Linked DNA regions of Homo sapiens: region 2 is linked to region 1. A link is a contact called in ENCODE Hi-C or POLR2A ChIA-PET data. All regions are on one chromosome and are shown on one strand. The core of a region is the stretch at or near the end of the contact, and the rest is flanking DNA. Distances in the headings are between cores, read along the strand shown. Region 1 has its middle 55 kb from the start of DSC3. Region 2 overlaps LOC105372049 (a long non-coding RNA gene).

Region 1 (3,208 bases), core at 593-3,092:
TGTTGCCTTGTCCTCGTCTATCAAGACAATAATCTGATTCTGTTGTTAGTTTGGTATGCATGTTGATGTATAGATTGGAGATAGGAAATTATGACAGATAGCTGACATAATTTGTTTAATTGGATTACCAAGAAAATCTGTTGAGAAAGATTGGTTAGATTCAAAAATTACAACTTTTTGAAGTACTAGTATAAAATAGTATTTTTAAAAATTTTTTGAGAAGTCCTCTTCTGAAGATCGTAAGAGCAGAAATCCTTCACTTTGATTTCCAATTAATTGAAGGGGCATATAATCCTTGAAATTCAGACACAATCTATGGATAGAAGAATGAGGAGAACCCTAATTTTAACCTAATTAAATTGTGTTTTTGTTTCACTCTTGCCACCTGCCTTAATGGGAAGGATGTCAAGATAAAGACAAAAGTTATGAAAAAATAAAGGCATATTTTCTACATCTGAATTTGTGATTGATTATATGATTTGTAGTCTAAGTTAATACATAAATAAAATTGAATTCCTTCTAAATGATATATGATCTTTCTGGATCAAGAGGCTGAGGTGAGTGGCTTTCTTTTGAAGAGTACATTTCAAGGTTTAGACTGAGAAAGGTATTCATGTTACACTACTCTGAGACATCGCTTTGTGGATCACAGATATCCCACTTCATTAAGGTAGAACAACAGAAAAAAATGTGACTAAACCAATATGATTCTGAGAAAACTCATGTCACTTCTTTCTTCTCTACTTTTGTTTTCTCTTTCTATGCCTTATATGCTTAAGACCTTTTTTTATATTTCCCCAAATAAACTTATATAATAATATATATCTGCTTTAACGTGTCTGGGATGATTCATATTAAGAAAAAAACAGAGATCTCAATGTATTAGAAATTTCTGTGAAATTCTTCTTTAGCTTGGACACATCACATTATGTCATAGAAACTTGAAAAGTCTATGAGCCATAATTTTAATGTCACAGCACAATTCTATAACTGGTAGTGCAATTTACGCAGAATCAGATTACATATGTACAGGGAGTTAATCTATTAAGGTTAAAACTAAAATCTATCTTTTAATAAAATAAATTACACATTTGTATTGCACAATGCACATTTACCTTAAGGTATTCGGAAAATAAAACAATAAAATCAATATAAATTATGTGAGAATTCAGTAGCAAAATACTCAGACCCCTTGTGGAATCATATTGCATCTATTAGTTTGAGCCAATAAAAAACACTGGTTTATAGTGTTCATAGTGCGTATATTCCTCCCACTATGGTTGCATTGTGCATGGGAGGCAGAGAAATATTCTTGAACGGCTAAGTAGCAGCTGTAGCTTTCTTCAAATTGGTTTCTGAAGATCCTTTTCTCTTTGAAGTTGTCTTTAGTAACAGTCCTGGCACTGTCAATGAGTCTGTCCAGCCCCAAGTGTCTATTCCTGTTTGTTCATGGGCGTGGGAGAGGTCTGAGTCACTGAAGGGTGTGTCCCCCACTTTCTTGTAGATACTTGAAAAGGAGCCATGCACACTGGTGCCCAGAGGCAAAGGCAGAACACCTGGAGGACTCACGTGGAACTTACGTAACCCACCCCCTCCAAAAAAAAAAAACGAAAAGTGCAAACCAGTTTATCTCAAAAGGAAATGTTTCTTGCCTCTCTTTCATTAATTTCCAGTTGTTTTTTTTGTTTGACTAGTGGCTAAGAATCTCAGTTCACTTCTCCTATGTTCCAGAAATTAACTTCTCTTATTTTTCTGTTGGTCAGTTTCTATTTAGAGTCCTAACTGAACCAAAGTAGTAGAGATAAATCTCAGTCTTTTGGGATTTTTTCACCCCAATGTTTCTGAGGCTGAGTGTAAATTTTGCCTACTCCTGTGGGGTAGTAAGAGTTCTGGGTATGACCATCTGGTGTTTGGTCATAAACTTGCACAGGTGGTCACTGAGGCAGCTCTTACTCCAGTCATGGTCACCTGGGAGTTTCAGACCAGGAGTTTCCATGTTAATTTTATGGTTTACTTACATAGTAGCTAAGAAGCACTGAGAGGCAAAGTTGCTTAAATGGGATGGGAGCTGGGCAATAAGAACAAATCAAACACCAGAAAAGAAAAAAAAGTGTTACAGAATGTTTGTGTGTATTACAATCTCATGCTTTTGGGGAGAAAAACTAATTTCTTCCCCATCTTCCCAGGTGCCCATACTAAATCCTGTGGTCTGTCTGTTCTCTGGAAGGTAAAATGTTGCGCAGCCAACAGACAGGGACAGAAGCTCCTGGGGAGGGTCTCTTGAAACTCAACAAAGCACAGTCTGGGAGAAAGAACATCTTATATAGAGGCAAATGTGATCATTTTTAAGTAGATTTGATGCTGCTACTTTTTTGGTGAATTTATTTTAGAGCAGAGGCTAGTATTTTAGTGCAAGCCACTCTCAATCATGAATATAAAAAGTCTAGGCAAGGACTCCCTAAAGATGTTCAGTGGTGTTACGCAGAACGTGTTCTGGCACAGGAATGTAGCATGTTATTTTCAGCAGACATTACCCTCCAGAATGGATTCTATTTTAGACAGCATGCTGACTAACGCATAGAGCAGTTTGACAGAAACATGGATCCATTTAGACAGTTCAGATCTGAACAACAACAGATTTTCAACTCGTTTCAAATTTTTAGAAGGTTTTACCCTTTTGAGTATAGTAGAATTATGCTTGGATTTATAAATTTTTATCCAGAAGGTATTTTCCAGCTTAAATAAAATTAAACAATTTTAATTTTTCCAAAGCAAAGTTAAACTAATTTTTAAAATTATTTCATTAAAATTATTTTAATAGGAATTACTTTCTGCTTATATTTTACAATAAAAATTGAATCATTTGATTAATTGGCCCCTTATATAAAATTAAACCATTTATAGTATTTGCATTGTCAGTTTTCTTTGTGACCATTTATGCTAGCCAATTTTTATAGCTGTAAATTTTTGCCAAGAAGATATGATGCTTCCACAGATAACAAGTATTTGTACATACTGTTATACTTATTATCAGATCTATTTTTGCTTTATCTCATTTGATGTTCCTTTTAAAAATACTCATTTTGAATTTGATAGAAGACTGATAATCATATTTGTTTCTGAGTAAAGCCTGAACAAGTCCTTTCAGATATTCTAGGATTTCATTCCCAAGTAAAGGGATGCATGAAAAGTCCTCATTTCAGTGAAA
Region 2 (2,830 bases), core at 232-2,731, 250 kb after region 1:
GTAGTGGGAACAATCCACATAGATTAGGTCTCTGTCTTTGGCTTGCATCAAAATCATCTGGAGAATTTATTAAAATACACCACTGAGCCACAACTCGAGAGTTTCTGGGTCCCAGACCTGAGAAATCTGTATCCTAAGCAGAGATGCTCCCCACACACCATGGCACTGGATGGTTGGGTAGCAGAGGTCTCCTGAGCCTGTGTACAGTGCACGAGGATCACATATGCCCCAGATGATGTGTAGCCAGGATGCACGAGCCAGCCAACCCAGTCTTCTCCAGCTGATGGCCATCTTATTGCTCAGTGCCTGTGTCAAATGGGTTGCTAAATATTTTTTATATCACCCCTGTGCTTACTCTGAATGCTTCAGTAAGAAAACTCTTAAAATTTGCAACATCCAGGGAAACAAATAAAAATTAGCTACTAGATGGAGGATAGCAGCCTTATAGGTTTTTTTTTTCATAGAGAGGGGTAGAATTTATAGCAGATAGGTTAATAAAAATTCAACATGAATAAAACATCTGCTTATCATGTAAAGTAGTTTCAAGCCACCTCAAAATATATATGCTTTTAAGTGGAAGTAATATCCTTGCTGTAATCCACATCCCCTAGGTCTGTTTCCCTATCAGATTGCTATTCTAGCCCTTCCTGTGTAGATGCTCTGTCACTGTCCTTGTAGAGAGCAGTCAGGCCTGGGTCTCTGACAGGAAGAGTTGTCTTAATGGAAGTCAGTGTGTACAGACCCTGCACCCAGTGGCTCACGCCTATAATCCCAGCACTTTGGGAAGCTGAGACAGGTGGATCATTTGAGCCCAGGAGTTCCAAACCAGCCTGGGCAACATGGCAAAACCTCATGTCTACAAAAAGTACCAAAAAAAAAAATTAGCCAGGTGTGGTGGTGCATGCCTGTAGTCCCCGCTGAATGCGAAGATCATCTGAGCCTGAGAGTTCAAGGTTGCAGTGAGCTGTGATTACGCCACTGCACTCCATCATGGGTAACATAGTAAGACTCTGTCACACACACACACACACACACACACGCACACACACACACACACCAAGTAAATGAATGAGTTATGGATTACACCAATAAAAGCAGTTTAATTTGTGGAAGCAACGAACAAGTAAACAGCAAACTAGAATTACAAATGCTGCATGTTTTATTTTCATTTTGTTATTGGCCATGATTTAGTTCATCTAGAAACAATTTTAAAATCAAGCAGAGATTTCAGCACTTATTCATATTCTTCATGTATTGCTATGAGAACATCTTTTTTCTCCTTAATAATCTTCCCCTTAATAATATTCTATCTACTTTCAGAGAGAATATAAACTTGAGACTGCAATTACCAGAAAACACTGCTATATTTTTCAGGGCTACTTTGTGCCCCATGTAGGTTATACTTACTGCTTATTCTGAATATGGCAAAAAAAATGACATAATGAGCAGATTTTTTTCAGGGCAAGTCCAACAACATTTTCCAGCATGGGCCAGATTGGACAAGGACTGTGGTAATAAGTAACCTGTGAAATAACAGAGGGAAGTCATGGAGATTGGAGGTTGGAATTTGGCATGGGAATAAAGAGGAAAAGCTTCACATAAGGGGAGCACTTGGCAAGGCTTGGAAACACAGCAGAGAAGAAAGAAGAGATCAAGATGATTTCAAGTTTCATGCATGCACAGCTGGAAGAGCTGTGAAGTCACTGAGATGGCTGTCTGCGGCCAGCCCACCTGAACGTGCTAGGTGCTGTCTGTGACCAGAGGAGTTAGGAGGTGCGAGTGCAGTTTTCTCTTCTGAGTGTGGTTGACCTTGTATTGGGACAGAGTGTGCTGGGGTGACAATATCACCACCAACAGAAAGGTGCAAACACAAGAATAGTAGCAAGATAAGAGGGCATGATAGAAAATGTTTTTGTGAATCTTTGGCACAGAAGTGAAAGTTGACACCACAAGCTTGAATGACAGTCCCAGAAGTGAAGGAAAAGGTGAACAAGAGAGCAGGGACTGAGCCAGTGGGACTGACTATCAACATGACAAATCTCATTTGGCTTTGTTTTAAATTGCTCTCCAGTTCCATATGGATTTTTTAAAGGAAGGATGAGTTGCTTTTGACCAAAGTCATACAGTACAATTTGTAAATATGGGCTTATTATAGATAGAAAGGTAAATTGGGTTAGAACTAACACTTTTTTGGTTTTCAGTATTTTCATCTTATTACCAAATATTCAACAGTCATTAAAACAATTTAAAAGAAAGCTTTGGACAAAAGTTTAGGCATTAAATTCCCTAAGTATGAGTATCTTCTAGTTCACATAAATATTTGCAAAAGAATTTTTGTCATTTTCTTGGTCCTTACTAAGCACCTCTTGTTTTAAAATATCCAGAATGAACACTTCTATCTCAATATACTTTAAAGAAGGTAATTTGTTAAAAAAAATTAGGAATGATTATTAGGGAGAAAATAAATATTCTCAATAGCAATACAAGAAGAATATGAATGAAAGCTAAAATCTCTGCTTGATTTTAAAATTGTTTCTAGATGAACTAAATTGTGGTCAATAACACAATGAAAATATAATATGCAGCATTCGTAATTCTAGTTTGCTCTTTATTTGTTCATTGCTTCCACAAGCATAACTGTTTTTACTTGTGCAATTGGTAACTCATCCATTTACTAGCACATTCAACATTATTAAGGGCCTAAAATGTGTACCAGACACTTTAATCCCTGCTTCAGGGAGCCTACATTGTTAGGAACATAAGTGTGAGCAAACTCATTAGGTAAATCCAGATGATTTAAGTAGATTGGTCAAACTATGAAAATATCTAC

What was found. Hi-C counts contacts between places; a loop is a spot of excess contacts on that map. ChIA-PET counts read pairs that join two places held with the same protein, here RNA polymerase II (POLR2A). Pooled maps may share reads with other maps.
Region 2: a pooled map shows a loop between it and region 1 (2.2-fold over the local background). The contact joins two enhancer-like sites. A Hi-C loop is called at or near these places in 3 of 168 maps with a recorded cell type or tissue (HepG2, MCF 10A and mammary epithelial cell) and 5 of 50 pooled maps. POLR2A ChIA-PET finds 5 or more read pairs at or near these places in 1 of 52 experiments (IMR-90).

What each region holds. Positions count from the first base shown.
Region 1 is chr18:30,986,134-30,989,341 of GRCh38, forward strand. No RefSeq gene overlaps it. Among named protein-coding and RNA genes, the nearest start is that of DSC3, 55 kb to the right of the region's middle. Within about 2 kb of position 1,843, at least 2 of the 41 ENCODE cell types and tissues checked have a DNase peak (open chromatin) inside an H3K27ac peak, as active enhancers do.
Region 2 is chr18:31,232,255-31,235,084 of GRCh38, forward strand. The region is part of intron 1 of LOC105372049 (a long non-coding RNA gene); the gene reads left to right. Among named protein-coding and RNA genes, the nearest start is that of DSC1, 71 kb to the left of the region's middle. Within about 2 kb of position 1,482, at least 2 of the 41 ENCODE cell types and tissues checked have a DNase peak (open chromatin) inside an H3K27ac peak, as active enhancers do.